2 separate regions of the Mus musculus genome follow, and region 1 is linked to region 2. The links are chromatin loops, found by intact Hi-C in ENCODE. Cell type or tissue: left cerebral cortex. All regions are shown on one strand.

The links. Peaks named below come from ENCODE experiments on the same cell type or tissue, not always from the same donor. Only the 100,000 strongest peaks of a DNase experiment are listed, where the experiment ranks them.
Region 1: a loop joins it to region 2, with 2.3 times the contacts of the local background. A loop is called at or near these places in 12 of 42 quality-filtered maps.

The regions. Positions count from the first base shown.
Region 1 is chr7:143,090,075-143,098,074 of GRCm38, reverse strand. It overlaps Trpm5 (transient receptor potential cation channel, subfamily M, member 5), which reads left to right and starts at 3,433. Exons shown (of 25, transcript NM_020277.2): 1 at 3,433-3,509. In left cerebral cortex, CTCF peaks have their summits at 2,968 and 3,167 (motif pointing left); a DNase peak (open chromatin) is centred at 3,167.
Region 2 is chr7:143,149,739-143,157,738 of GRCm38, reverse strand. The region is part of intron 2 of Kcnq1 (potassium voltage-gated channel, subfamily Q, member 1); the gene reads right to left. Among named protein-coding and RNA genes, the nearest start is that of Gm28821, 13 kb to the right of the region's middle. In left cerebral cortex, CTCF peaks have their summits at 3,549, 3,749 (motif pointing left), 5,242 (motif pointing right) and 6,369 (motif pointing left); DNase peaks (open chromatin) are centred at 3,714, 5,204 and 6,363; H3K4me3 peaks cover 341 bases.

The sequences.
Region 1 (8,000 bases), 60 kb after region 2:
TTAGGAGAACTGTCTCTGGGCATGTCTGAGAGGATTAAGATTGGGGAGGATCCACACCAGAAAGTAATCCTGGTCTAAAGAGGTCCCAAGGAAAGAGCAATGGCCACTTTCCCTTGCTTCTTCCTCCTGAGCAAGTGTGTCCATCACTGCTGTTGCTGTCCTCTGTTGACTTCAGACTCCAGCTACTTTGGTTTTCCAACATGAACTGAACAGCAGTGATTCTCCAGGGATCTTCTAAGACTGATTGGAACCAGACTGGGCTTACTGAGGTGGCTGACTGACTTCCTGGGCTCTGCAGACACTGGGTCTTAGTTCTGCAGCATGTAGATGGTCATTGTTAGACTACTTGGTACCTATCATGTAAGCAACCCTATAAATCTCATTAATATGTATATATTCTATGAGTTCTGCTCCTCTGGAGAAGGCTGCTGAACTCTTAGATGGATGGATGATGATACACAGATTAATGTGTCTGGAGGCTTGGCTGGGTAGGGACATAGGCAGAAAGAAGGTGGTGGGTGTCAGTTAGATGCCTTCATAGGAACAGGGACAGTGGCTCAGTGATAAAACATTTGCTACACAAGCATACAGACAAGTTCAGAGTCCTGGAACCCAGATAAAACTATACATAGTGTGTATCTGTGATCTTAATACTCCTACAATAAGTTGGGAGGTGAAGGCAAGAGAATCCCAGGAAGCACAAGTTCCAGAAAGTCTAGTGTATGTGATGGCAAAGAAGAGACCCTGTCTCAAACAGGGCAAGGCAAGGGATGACATATGGCATGCATGCATCTGCACGCATACACACACACACACACACACACTATAAAACAAGATGCCTGGGTGGATGGGTCATTGATGAATGGGTGGATGTGGTCAGTTTTCAAGATATCCTGGGTGCTAACCTAAGCATACTCACCTTGGTATGTCCTCATTGAATCCTAGGAAATGCTCATCATGATCACTGTCCTCATTGCCTGACAGGACCTGGAACAGGTTCAGGGCTGGTAGTTGATGCCACACTGAGGCTGGCTACCGGTCCTGTAACGGCTCTGCATAATGTAGAAGCATACACATTCTATAGACAGCATGTACAGGGGGCACAGATGTGTGCATGGAAGACAAGTACAGGCCATGGGTCCAGGAAACCATTAGTTTCCATTAGAGGCCTGGCAGGAACTCTGAGTTGGTCCCTCAGCCCCTCTGGCTTTGGTCTACAACTGTGGGATAGCACCAGGTCCAGTGTCAGACTAATAGACAGAGCTCAGGCGTAAGGCCTGTGATGCTCTTGTCCTTTCTCTTCCCAGACCATTGTCTCCAACTTAGAGACCACAGACACGAGTCCAACACGTTGTAAAAAATCCTGGGCCAAGAGGGTACTAAGGTCATGAGAGCAACATTGGTGGCCTTAGAATTGCTGTGGGAAGGAAAGGCCCTTGATTCCCTGAGTGTCAATGCTGGAGATGCAGACTTTCTGGGCCTGCAGAGTGCATCTCTCCACAGAAGGCAGTCAGAGACAGAATTGAGTCTAAGGGCAGAATGGGACAGGGCCATTGAGCTAGTGTCTGATCCTAGGAGGTAGTTTCTCTCCCAAAAGCATGCTGGAGTGGGGGAGGCTTTGAGTTAAATTCTGCAGGGTGGGGAGACTTGAAGGCCTGCCAGACTTTGGCCTCTTCTGCTCCAGTCCAAACCTAGGTGTCAGCCTCAGAGATCGTTCAGGCTACTTAAGAACACTGGCCCTCAAAGAACACTAGCCCTCATGGATGCTAGACGTGGCTTTTGAGCAGGTGGGCATGGAAGGCAGCTAGTGAGACTGTACAGTAGGTGGTGGGAAGGAAAACTGCTACCCTGGGGACACAAACTGGGGTGGGAGCAGCCCTTGCTGGAGACTTGCTCTCTGGAACACAGCCTTGCCCAAGAGGAAATATCTTCCTGGCACCAGTCAGAGCAACCACAAGAGAGACAGACACAGCTACCAGCCAAGCCATGGTGATCAATGTAGGGAAGCAGCTGTTGAGGGCAATTTAGGTATCCCTCCATGGCACCTTGATTCTCTGTCCCCTCATCACAGTGCTCGTAATGAGAGCATACGGGCAATTGAGCCTTGCCCAATGTCTATCTGCCCAGGGCCTGGAATGGTTTGGAAGCTGCTTCCCACTAAATGGCTATCTCCCCAGACCCCACTTATGCCTTCATATGGCTCATGACTATGCACATGCTCAGGCACACAACTGCCTTTGGGCACATGTTCTGTATACTTTCATATTCTGCACTTGGGGTTGGCTGGGGCTGCCCAGGGTCCAGCAGAACTATGGGGGAAGTGGCTGTTGATGGGCAAATGAGGAAGCAAAGGTCATTTCAGATGACAAAGCAGCACTGAGCAACGCTGCTGGGGTGCCTGGGAAGTGAGCTATAGGGGATGTGCCCTGTGTGGGTGTGGGCCTGGGTGAAGGGGTCCTTGAAAGACATGGGAGCCTGTGGTGACAAGCCTGCAGGAGATGCTCCAAGGAGTGGTGCCCCAAGGGAGCAAAAGAAAAAGTGTCAGGGCCTTTCTGGGTTTGATTATTAGGATCACAGGGGTCCATGAAAGGTTGTGGGTAAGGAGAACCATAATATGGTATTGGCCTAGAACGGTTAGGGAATATTTGGTGCAGTCCTTCGAGTGTCCAAAAGATGGAGGTAAAGGGGCAGCAGCAGATGAAGGAAGGGTTCTGGAAGCACTCCTATTCTCCACCTAGTCCTCAGACATAGGAAGGCTAGGCTTTGGATTGCTTGGTGGACATGAACTTAGGCTAGATTTCTAGAATCCAGTGAACTCTGGCCTTGTTCTATACTGAGATCCGGCCATTCCACCTAGGCCCCCGCTATGTACCCTCCTCCAGAGCTGTACCCCACAGCTCTCAAGCACTCAAGGCTTATAGTCCCTGCTCTTCAGGGCTCAAGTGGCTAGAGCTGGTCTGAGCCCCCAGCCCAGCTTGTAATTTTAGAAGGGCATCAAATGGGCATGGCTTATGTCAAGGTAACATGACAGGTATGCTAGGGGACATGCTAGCTCAGATGGTGATGTAACTGTGGCCCTCTTGCTTAGGACAAAGCCAGAGGGAGACCCCTCTCCCTGCCCCACCCAGGTCCTGTTTTTGCCTGTGATCTTGGCGCCCTCTGGTGGCTAATGTTGGGTCCTTGGCTGCTGCCCAACCCCTATCCTCCTACCCCTGGGGTTCATGGCAAAGTAATGAAAGCCAGATCCTGTGGTCTCTGGGGGAAGGGCTCACAGAAACACTGTCAAGAGCTGTCATGAGGGTCTTCCCCAGTTATTCACAACCGCCTGGAAGCTTGGCATGAGTATCTCGGTCTACAGGAAGAGAAACCGGGACTTCGTGTTGAAGGAGCTGGATAGATCAACAGGAAAAAAGCCAGTGTCACAGCCATGAGAAGCATCACGAGCAACAGCCCTGAGCCTCAATTTGGAGGCAGTCCTCATGCAGTCCAAGGCACTGACTGCCTGACTGGTAAGTAGCTAGTACTCAGCTCACTCACACCATAGGATTCTCCAGGAGTGTGGCACACCACAGATCAGGGCAGACATCTCCAGACCTTCTGGGACCTCAGGAGACAGTTCATCTGCTTGCCTATCATCATTGGGACCACTTGTCAGACACCCTTTCATGGATCATGTGTCCTTAAGGCAGTTCTTGTTTCCTCAACTAGAGAAACTGAGGCTTGGTGAGAAATGAAGCAGAATTCCCATCTGACCTCTGATCTCATGTTAGAGTACAGACACCCAGGCCGTACTCATCGTCTGTGCCAGGCAGAGCCCAGGGAGGAAAGGACCCATGTTTCATGTAACCCCTCTTCATGTAACAGTGGGCTCTTGGCCAGCCTGGATGTGCTCTCAGACCAGTGGCACCAATCTAGCCCTTGGTGGATGGGTGGTACCCTAGGTTCACTCATGCCCAGCTTTCTAAGACATCATTGGCTGCCAGGTGCTGGGTGTGGCATGTGGGTGGATCGAGGGAGGAACACAGCCTGCAGTAGGTAAGTGCCTCTAACACTCAGCACCAGCAGCTACATGCCAGGAATCTGGAAGGAACGGGCAGGTAAGCTCACACCAGGGTCAGCTTGCATAGGAGTGGGGCCAGAAAGTCGCTCAGTCCTCTGCTGAGAAGGTAGGAAGGGCAAGCAGGAGCTATGTTCTAGCCACATTTCTACCTCATGTTCTCCATCAGGGATGGCATCATGAGGACAAGTCTGCCATGAGCAAGGGAAAGGGCTACCCATTGTTCGGGAGGGTCTGGGTGGAGGGCAATCCAAACTGTGAGCCTCAGACTTGGAGATTACATCAGCCGCAGCACCTTGGAAACTCAGCCCAAGCTCAGGGGCTGCAGGAGGGAGGGGTGTAGGGGTGGGGACCCAGCTCCTCATAGTTGTATCTACGTCCTGCTCTGTCAGCAATGTCAGGTCTCTTCACCAAGGGGATGAGGGGTGCCATGCTAATTCATGCATGCAGTGACCTTCTTAGTTTTACCCACATATCACTGTAAGCTGGCACAGAGAGTTTAGGGACAAGTACGTTCAGGACCCCAGGATTTGGGTGCCAGATCTGTCGTGCTCTGGGCTCTTCCTATCTTAGGGGCGGAGAAGTACATTTATTTCAGGCTCTTTCTGTGACCGTCTCAGCTAGTAAGAGCCTCCAAGGTCTCCACTGCCTTGGGATTAAGAATCTGTTTTTTGTCTTTCAGAATTCAGGCATAGGATAATGATCAGGGTCATGTAGCTCCCCCCACCCCCGCAAAAAAACCCCACCAACAAAGGGGGGCATTTTAGACCTAGACACCTGCACATGCAAATCCTATTTGCATGCCTTCCCTCTTTGTGGCCACATTTGCCTGGTGCTGGCACATGCCCAAATGCCCCTTCACCTCAGCCTGGTGGGGAGAGCAAGGCCTAGTGCTTCCTGGGTGTTTCTTCCACCTTCCATGGCATCCAGGAGTCTGGACCATCCATCCAGTCTATACTGAAGCAAGGCAAGGTGATCTGGTCTACAGGGTCTAATCCATTGTCCATGAGTGGGGGTGCGTTGTTGAACTCCATCTTGAAAGGCACTCTCTAGGGCCTAGACCTTGGAAAAGAAACCTCCAGAGACTCAGGAGCCCCAGAGTACTCCTCCCCCAGCCAAAATGAACCTGTCCATGACTTTCCCACTGGGAACTAAGTGGGAAGAAGAGTAGGAGGTCCCATTCCCAGTCCAAAGACTGAGGACAAACAGCATGGCTCCCATACTTCAAGCCAGAGCACACATACAGCTTGAGTTACCTCTCTTATTGCAGAGCACAAGTCCAGATGTGACTGGGAACTCTCTTCCCAATAGTGAGATTTACTGCTAGCAGCATGTTTTTCACATTGACCCTAAGACAGTAGCTTTGTCTAGAAATGGGGTCTTTGTAGATGAGATGCAGGGAAGGTGGGGGTCCTGTCCTAGTTATGAGGTTCTTATAGGAAGAAGAAAGTACAGACACACACAGGCATAAGTCCCTGACCACAGAGGTAGGGACTGAGCCCACATAGCTCTAAACAAAGGGATGCCTGGAGGCCCTGGGAGTTGAAAGTTGTCCTCAGAGCCCTGGGAAAGGCCCCATAGCCTATCCATTCCTGGATTTGGGTTTTTGTCCCTAACACTTCAGGAGTGCACCTCAGTTGGGTCAGGCCTCCCAGCTTTGGTCCGTGTTCCAGCACACAGGGACATGCCTGTGACTCTAGCCAGATTCCTACGGGAAAACCATCAGCTGTTTATTCCTGTGGCTGGAGGACTTTATTCAAATCTTGACCTCCACAGGCCCTGGGTGTGAACTCCTGGTGTGGGTGAGGTGAATTTACATCTCCCACAACTGGGGCAGGATGGGCTGCAGGGGACCCAAGTAATCAAAGAGCTGAGCCTGGCTATAAGAACCAGATACAAGGGAGAGGGCTTGCCTGTGACCACACAGTGACCCATGGTGGCTACCTTCATATAGGGCCATACACTGGAAAATCAGGGTGACATGACTCTCTTGGTCTGGAGGCCAAGGTGAAGCCCAGGTGTCCTAGGTCTGCTTTCTGCCACTGAGATAAATACCATGGCCAAAAGCAACTTGGATAGGAAAGGGTTAATTTTCACTTGCACCATGCAGTCCATCATGAAGGGAATCCAGGGCAGGGGAGAGGCAGGAATGTGGAGGCAGAAACGTGCAGGCAGGAACTGAAGCAAAGTCCACAAAGGCATGCTGCGTACTGGCTTGCACTTCATGGTTTCCTGACTTGATTGTCTTATAGAACTCAGGACAGCCTGTCCAGGGGTGGTACTGTTTCCAGTGAGCTGGATCTTCCCATAGCCATCATTAATCAATAAAATGTCCCTCCTCCCAAATGACCTTAGCTTATGTCAAGTCGACAGAAAAAACTAAGCAGTTCATCGGGTAAGGGAAGCCACAAAAAACCAAACCAAAACAAAACAAAAACCCCTGTCATAGCGTAGCACCTAGAGCAGACCCCAAGAAGCCCCACATCTTCCCAAGCCAGACAAGGCACAAAGAGGAGCCTTCCTACCTCTTCTGCCTCTGAGGGTCCTACCTGCAATTCTCCCTTTCTGTCCGCACACCTGCCTCGGGTAAAGAGCATGTCCTACTCCACCCAATGGCTTAGCATATCCCAGTTACACCTACATCAAATGCAACAAGACTTAGTTTATACTGAGCTAAGTATGAGCAACTGTATGTAGCTAATGAGACCCCAAGGGATGTGTTGCACTGTGACCATGGTTACAATAACCTTTGCAACTTTTGTTGTCACAGAAATGATAACAGTAAGTCAAGGCATTTATCAAATACATTAGTGGGATAACCAGGTTAGGTAGGTTACAGCTAAGGGAGCAATTTCTGCTATAGGCCTCAGATGCTGTCTGATGACATTTTTGGCATTTGGGCTGGTGGAAGGAACCTTGAGGTTTGCTAAGAATACAGGCTAAAGGTTTTTGCCTGGAAGATGGATGTTCTGACAATAGAAGTTGGTAATAAATGTGTGCTGAAGACAGCCCAAGATAATTTAGCTAGAGAATCTGTAACATTTCAGCTTCCATAACTAAGACATTCTAATGAGCCAGTCATCTGCAGAACCTTCATCGGAGGTAAACATCAGTTCACATCTGCAAAGCCTGAACTTCTGTAGAAGGTCACAATGTACAGTACCAGGAGCTAGGGATCAGGTGTATCTTTTGAGATACACTGTCTTTGGGAGTCACACTATAAGCATGCTGGCTCCAGCGGTGTGTAGGGAGAACCTTGACTCAACTTCTGTCCAGGTTAGCCACAAGAGGCTGAGAATTAGTCCCCTCATAATTTATACCATCCTATACCCCTCCTTCTCAGCCCCCTATGTGCACAGGTATCCCACTGTAAAAAGTACAGATTCTGAAGTGCTATCATGTGGGCACCCCAAAGCTGGGCACATGGGACAGCCATGAAGACCTGGGAAGTGGTATATAAAGTGCTCTCCCATGTCATGTCAGGTCTCTACCTACAGTGGAGCCAAGGGAGGGCCTTCAGTATGTTCTTCCTCCCTGGCTGGACACCTACTTTAGGATCCAAGGCATGGTGAAGTAGGACCACAATGAATAGGAAGGGGTTTTGACATTCATCAAAGAAACACAGGGGTTAGGGAACCCAGCTGCATACCACACAGGTCCCTGAAGTGAAGGGTAGGGCTGAGGGGCCTAGCCTGCCTGGGTGGGTGGGAGAGGACCTGAGCTCAGCCAGGGTGAGGGATGCTGCAGGCAGCCTCTTCATCCTCTATTTACCACGGTGGGAATGTGGAGGGAAGAGCCTGGTGGGGTCTTTCTCTCCCTGCTTCCACCTGTTCTTCCCCCTGCCCTCTTCACCTGCACCCCCAGTGGACTTCCCTTCCTGGACTTTCTTCTTGCCTTCTGTTCCTGCTTCCCCTTCCTAACCTTTCCTACCCTGGACTTCCAG
Region 2 (8,000 bases):
AAGCAATAAAAGGAAAGGAAGAGAAAAGCTGTATTTCAGTTTACAATTCCAAGTTACAGTCCATTGTTGCGGGGAAGTCCAAGTGGGAACTTCAGTCAGAGTCGAGAGCAGAGTGCAAAGAATGCATACTTGCTTGCTTGCTTGCTTGTGCTCAGCTTCAGTTCTCCCCTACCAGTCAGACCAAGAGGTCCTACCATCCACAGTGGGCTTCCCACATCAATTAACTTAGTTAAGACAATTACCCCACAAACACACCCACAGATCAGCCCAATGCAGACCATCCCCCACTGGGAGTCTTTCCAAGCAATCCTAGGTTTGTTGAGTTGACCATTAAAGCCAACTATTACAGTAACGAGGGAGAGCGCCTTCTTCTAGGAGCATACACTGACTTTCTAAAGATAAGGGACAGGGACATAGTCCCAGCATCTTTGGAAAGCCCCACAAGATGTATTTAAAGAGAGAGAAAAGTGACACAGATGGAGTAGAGAAAACCACCTAGTGGCCCCAGGCAGAGTCATCTGAAGTGGCATGAACTAAGAACAAGTGTCGTGTGTGTCAACATGGAAATACAGAAGAAAGACACTGTGAAACCAAAGTATCCACAAGCCATCCTGAGCCGCAAAGACCAGTGTGGGACAGTGCAGCACACCCATGTGGTCCAGACACATTTGCAACTTAAGTGCCATTTTAGTGTCCATGGATCATTAGAAACCAAGAGGGTCAGGAGTTCAAGGCCATTCAAAGTTGCCAGATGTGGTGGCACATGCCTCCAATCTCAGCACTAGGGAGGCAGGGGCAGGTAGAGCTCTTTGAGTTTGGAGCCACTCTGAACTACACAAGGTGTTGTCTCAGAACGACAACAACAACAATAAAATAAAGCATACCAGCAACCACCATTCTGCACATTCTCCTTCTGAACAGAATGAGGATTGGACAACTTTCTCGAAGGCCATAAAACACGTGCTGTAGGTTTTAAGGGCCACACAGTCTCTATCCTGGTTTGGAAAACAACCAACCAAACCACAGAGGAGTCCACAAGCCTGCTGGCTATGTGCTACCATGCCCTTCTTAGCCCCTAGCAGGCAGGGTTTCAGCACTCCAGCCAACCCCTACATTCTCTAGCAGCTGAAATGGAGAAGATATTGGGATCCGCCCACCGTTCCTGCCCCAGCTCATGGGCACCATAACAGCATGTGAAAGATGCTGGGCAGGTAGGAGGCAAAAGGCTTTGCTGCGCCCCAACATAGCAGGCATTTCTAGCAATCCAGCAGGACATATAAGCTCTGTGCCCAACCAGTGGGACTTTTTTTGCACAGCTTGGAGATCTTGAGGTCCTTAGAAGCAGCCCAGCCCCATCCATTCACCCATGTCACCCACCCATCCCCAGACTAGGTGTGACATCCTCCCACCTAGACTAAGCCACAGAGCAGCTGTCTTCCTGGAGAGAGGCACCAACAGTTCGGGAGAGTACCCCCAAGTCCCCCAAGCCTCTGGATGCCCTGGGGGCTACAAGCAGAGCTGAGCCCATGTCTGTTCCATTATCCCCAACAGCCCTCCAGGGACTACACGCAGATGGCATGTGGCTTCCATGTCTACAGGACCCCAAGGTGTGAGTTCTGGGTAGGAACTTGAAGCCCTTGTCCCATTAGCACACAGCCTGAAACACAGTTGGAGCTTCACAGCTACTCTCTTCCTCAATGAATGTAGGAGAAAACAACTCAATCAAAAAAGGTGGGCATCTCGTGGGGAATATCTTTTAAAGTGGCAAAATGACAGCTGGGGCAATAGGAACCTTGTGTGCTGAGGACGTAGAAAGTTCTGGTCCAGCTGGGCAGTGATGGAGCACACCTTTAATCCCAGCACTTGGGAGGCAGAGGCAGGCGAATTTCTGAGTTTGAGGCCAGCCTGGTCTACAAAGTGAGTTCCAGGACAGCCGGGGCTATACAGAGAAACCCTGTCTCGAAAAACAAAAAACAAAAAACAAAAAACAAAAAAAAAAAAAAAAAAGAAAGAAAGAAAGTAAGTTCTAGTCCTGAGAGGGACACAATGTTTCCTCAGAGGACCCAGGAGCCCAGGAGAGAGCTGGCAACACTACTGGGTACACGGTTAGCTGGACAGCATCTCTAAAGAGCCCTGAGAACTAGATCTCTCCAAGCAGGGGGCTGGGGCCCCACAGGAAGTCAGATCTTGGGCTTGGTGGTGGAAAACTCAAGCTCCCTGCTGGTCTCCTGACCTTGTGCTGCTGCAGCAGTGACTCAACCTGCAGAAGTCTTCTTCCCTCGGCTGCAAACTAGTCTTCAGGGACAGGGATAGAGTAAGCATACTGACTCTCACGAGTGCAGCTAACAGGTGTGATATTAATGCCCCCATAAGAGATCTCAGACAGAACAACAGACCAGGCAGTGGGACACATGGCCAAATACAGTGCAAGCAGCAACGGTACACTAGGTACAACCCAAGGCGTGTCTCAGCCAAAAAAACAGAACACCCGCTGTGACTCCAAGCAACAGAAGATGGAGAGCTAAGAGCAAGCTCTACAACAGATAGACCGTGAAAACAAACTAAACCAAAGCAAAACCTAGACACAGCACCAAGACATGAAGCTAGGCGCTGAATTTAACGCCAATAAAGTCTCCACTGGCAGGAAAGGGTGTGAAAACGAATGCAAGAACATGTGAGGCCCTGCTGAGTGTGAACGAGGGTCTGGGACCTGGGGAGCTGACCCTGTTCCACTTGAAAGTAGGACCCAGCAAGGGCTGTTTTAAGGGCTCAGAGAGCCCACCGGATCTCATTTTGCCCCTGGGAAACTGAGGCCTGCCAAGAGAGTTACAGAAAGCAAGGGCGGGCCAGGAAGGGTCCAGCTGCAGGGAGGTGGGTCGCCCCTGCGGGGCCAGGGAGCCTCACAGTAAGGGAGGAAACTGGAGAGATGACCTCATCCCCCAGGCCTCCGGCCGCGCGGCTCACGGGTTTTAACCGCAGGCATGGCGGGACAGTTCCCTGGTATGCGGGCTGTGGGGCTCACGGAGCTGGAGTGTGTGCTAGGACTTTTTCAATGCAGCTGTCTTTGTGTGGGATTTGAAAACAAGCTGGGGTTTGAGAGACAAAAAACAGCCCTGCACCTGGGCCTGGCCAGGGTCTCCTATTGCAAGGAGGGGTGGGTGGGTTTGGCGGCGTGCATGCACATTCAGCAGACTTGCACGTACACGGCGTGCACACACATGTGCGCCACGTCTACAGATGTACATACAGCTTGCTCTAGATTCAGAGGCCGGATTGGGGGCTGGGCGGCGGGAGGGGGGGTGTCCTCCTTGGGGCCACAAACAAGTTTCAAGGCCAAGCACACCTATAACACCCCTGATCAAAGTTCTAGCCAGACCCTGGCCTGGCAGGGCCCAGTTTTCTCCAAGAACAGCTTTTCAGACCCACAGAATATGCCTGGCTCAGCAGAATGCTTAATCCCTCGGAGGCCGCCTGGCTTCCTTGGCCCTGGCTGAGATAACAGGGCTCTGGCACCACGAAAGCCAGGCGCTGAGGCAGGAGTACCGGCGCTGGGGTTGGGGAACACAGCCTCGCGTGACTTCTTCTCCACCATTTACCCAATGTGCTCCCAGAATCCCTCACAGAGCTCCCTTGCCCTGGGCCCCCGTGGGGCACCGCGGGCTGTGGTTTGGGCTCCCGCGCTCGGCACTCTGGGCTCGGCCCAAGGGCTGCTGGAATGTGTGTTACAAGAGCGCCACCTGGTGTCTCCACAGCTCGTCAGAGGCTGCCCTGTCCTTAGCTCAAAGGCTGAAATAAACATCTTTGTTTTTCACCCAACTCCCGTCCACAGCATGTAGCAGCTGCATTCTACACTATGTCCCCCAGCCTGAGGCTCCAACAGCCATTCTCACCCTAGAGGCCTGGAATCCACAACCATGATATCTGCGTGGGCCTAGGACACATGCACCTTTCGGAGGCCATGAGCCATCTGCAACAGCACACAACTCCTCCTTACCTAACCCTTTGACCAATCATCATGTCTTCTAGGAAAATATCACCACCCTATATACAAGGTCCTTTGAGCCATACACTTCTTCACTGGTCCATATGTCCAGGCTGGACACACGCCAGCCTCACATCTGCTTCCCCAACACCATGGTCATGACTCTGAAGTAAGCCACTAGACACAGCCAGCTCAAATCCTGGAAGGTATGGCCTCTAAAGGCTAGCATGTGAGGATACAGCTTACGAACATGGCAAAGTTGGGGACAGACAATGGCTCAGCAGTTAAGATCCCTTGCTACGCTGGCAGAGGTTCTAAGTTTGGTTGGGTACGCATGTTGGGCTGTTCACAATCGTCTGTTACTCCATCTCTAGGGGATCTGCCACATTATCTTCTGGATTCTGTGGGCATTTCGAGCACACACACACACAGGAGGCGGCAGGGAGAGAGAGGCTTTAAAATAATGTGGCAAAGCCAAATGGGGAGGTTAAGACTAAAGCCAACTATACTTTCATCCCTATACTTTACAGTTGGAGACACTGAGGTTCAGGGGTATCATTGTATCCTTAGGGGGCATGCCTGGGAACAAGACTTAAAAAGAAGGGGGTTCTGTATCCTACTCCATATATACACTCTGAGCAGCCGGGGTGTTGAGCCTCCCTCTGCATAGTAGAAAAGTGTGAAAGAGATGTGAGCCTACTCAAAGAAGCCCATCATCACATCCAGGTTGCCCAGAAAAGAGCAGAGGGGAGTTCCAGAAGGGAGTGTGCAGCGTTGACCGGAGGTCAGTCCTAATAGTAGGAAAGCAACCCTGCTGGATATATATAGTGTTTGTGCAAAGGTCCTGAGGCAGTTGGGAGGGAGAGATGGGGAGGGAAGGGAGGTTTGGAGATGGGGGGGGGTGTATGCTTAAATGTGTGACACTCTGAAGACCATGAGGGAGAAATTGGAAATTATCCCAAACCACCCAGGGAGCGTCTGGGACACTCAGGTTTTTGTCCTATAAAATCTCTTCTTAGCTGTTGTGGGGCAGGGAGGGTCCAGGGAACGAGAAGGGGACAAAAGAGGTAATGAGGTCACTGCCCTCACAGTGGTGGACAAAGAGCCACTTCTGGGAAGCAGAACAGACTGGGGAGGGGCTGCCTTGGGAGTGGGGACCCGCTCACACTGAGGGAATGGAGGAGGGGTGGGTCCCACCCACGCCTGCCTTTGCTTTAGGGTTGTTGGATCTGTGTTCACAATTCCAAAAGTAGCCACAAGATGGCAAGCAGGCCCCAGAAAGAGCCTGGCCTGAGGGAGGCAGCAGAAGCCACCAGGAAAGGGAGCCTAAGCCAAAAATTACTGGGGTAACCACCCCAAGTCTGGAGCTACCAGATGAGAAATGGAGTAGGTGCATTCACAGGCCCACACACATGTGAACATGTGTTGACACATGAACATACAGTACCATCTACACGTAGGCATGAACATAGCTACACATGAAGATACACAATACAATGCATTCATTCACAAGTGCACAAGAATACACAAAACCAAGCACAAGGCCTAATATGGATATTACACATGTAAATGTCCACTTACACTCTCACACATGCTCAGACAAAACACACACTTACCTGAAGACACAGCTATATATAGGAATGTGTCCATTTGAATACATGGGTCTGTGCATATGTGAATACATTCACGTAAGTGCATATATAGACTTGTACTTGGGAGGCCTCCCAGGGGAATGTTCTGACACACAGGCCCTTCTCAGCATAGGAGCCATTTTGGCCCAGGCTCTCCAGACCAAGTCCCAAACTAAGAACTACAGAAACCTAGTTCTCTGGAAAAGAACCTGGGCCATTCCCCTCAGCAGTAACCAGGAGCTATGTCCTCTCATAACATATCCAGAGACTTGACCTCATCCGTGTAGCAGCCACCTCTGTACTGGGCAAGGGAACAATTCTGACAGGAACCTGTGGGGATAGCATCACACATAAAACTAAGGAACCCAGGGCCCTCTTCCCCACCTTGGTTCTATAAGGGAATACAAGGGCCATGTGAAATTCCCCAACCATATCTAAGAGCTCCATCAGACAGGTCTTGAAAGATTATACTCTGGGACTAAGGGGTGTCATCCAGGAAACTGAGGCTAATCAGCTAACACATCACAGAGAGATGCCAGCTAAGATTTGGTGGCATCTTTCCAGCCACATGGAACCAACTAGGGAATAGGCAGACTGGCTGGATGTTGCTTCTGGAAAAACTTGAGGCCCTGACCCCGACTTGAAGCCCAGGAACCATAGGTACAGGAATTGGCACCTCTGTTAAGTGTGGGGACATCATAGGCTAAGGCCCACATTGAAAAGTCCCAGAAAACTTCAGAAGAGAAGTCGCCCTCTAGTGACCACAACTTCCAATCACAGCTTGTTACTGTCTGTTAGCAGCTGCCTAAACCACATGTGCCTAAACCACAGTGACATCCCAACCCCAGAGGTAGGCACACTGCTGGCTGGCACCACAGCCATCATAGTTAATACTTGGTACCAGGTGTGCCCTGGATTGAATGCATTGACTTTTGGGATGGGAGTAAGGAACAAGAAATTTGCCAGGTGCCCCTGAATTTTGCTACAGAGCTCACTGTAGGGTATGAACCCTCCAGTGGCCTGTAGAGAACTAGGTACTACCAGGCAAGCCTCATGTTTGATTTGGTCTACAGTGAAAACACGTGTCCTATGGAGTTTTGGGAAAGGGGGCCGTTGGGATGAGCAGCAGGGATGGAACAGAGCAGTGCCTGCCTCATGCTTCCCTGGAGACTCCTAAAAGCCATTGACAGTATCACACGTGAATACTCAAACTTGAGGAAGAAGGCACCCACCACACTCAGGCCAGGACCAGAGAGCTCTATAATCCAGGAAAAGGATCTTTCCTGTGGCTCAGTCTCTAGAAGCCATAAAGGAAAGATAAAGTGGACACAAGATAAAAGGGTGTGGCTGAGCAGCCACCACTGTGCTTCAAGACTTAGCAGGACAAGCTGCCCAGCTGACAGAGGCTGTATATAGATAACACTGAGAAACACCTAAGACCCCCTGTGCAGAAGGTGAAGGGCAGCTAAATGTGGCCCTTGTTCCCTGTAAGGGTAGGGAACATCCCATCACAGAAAGCAAACACAAGTGCACCCAAGCAGAAAGACACTAGGCTGCACCATTCTGGGCTTTACCACCTGTTGCTATCTTGTCCCCATAGTCCCAGCCATGCTGGCCTCCACCCATCTTCCCAGAAGCATCATAGATCCATCAGCATTGCTTCTAAAGGCCACATCTGGCCCAGCAGAGAATGGTGATACATGGGGTGTCTACCCTCATGGCTCTTGATTGCCCTCACAGAACAGGGTCTGCCTCAGTTGCTTCAGTGGATCCTAGCCCTGTTTCAGGGACTCATATCTACCAGATCAACAGTACCTCAGCCCCTCAAAGCATTTGAGTTCACACACAACAGGGCACCCTGAAGACACAGTTGGCTCTTCACAGAGTTCAGGGTCACATGAGACAGTCCTCATGCCCTTCACAGAGTGTGGAATCCTAAAAGACATCTAAGCCTCTCACAGTACATGGGTCCCACAAGACAGTCCCCAAGCTCCTCGGAGTGTAGCTGGAACCTGGTATTTGGAAATTCCATTCCTCAAATTGCTCTATACTGGGACAGGGCACACACTCATGTCTGGCCTGCAGAGAGCTATGTACAAAGGTAGTTGTGGTACCCACTAGGACTGCCACGATGGCCTTGCCAGAAATGATACATGAAAGTCCCCTGAGCTGAAAGGCCCACCCCAGTGACTGAGTTAGAATTGGGCTAGGACACCAGCAGGGCCCATGAGTCAGTCAGCAATGGCACACACAAGAACCACCCCACCCCTCAGTGCCACTGTACCCATGTCCTCCTGTCCTCTCTCTGGGCCTAGGTCAGAAATTCCCCATACAAAGGGACCCTTTCTATTCTTCCTGCATCTTCAACACACGGCCCAGGGGCCTGA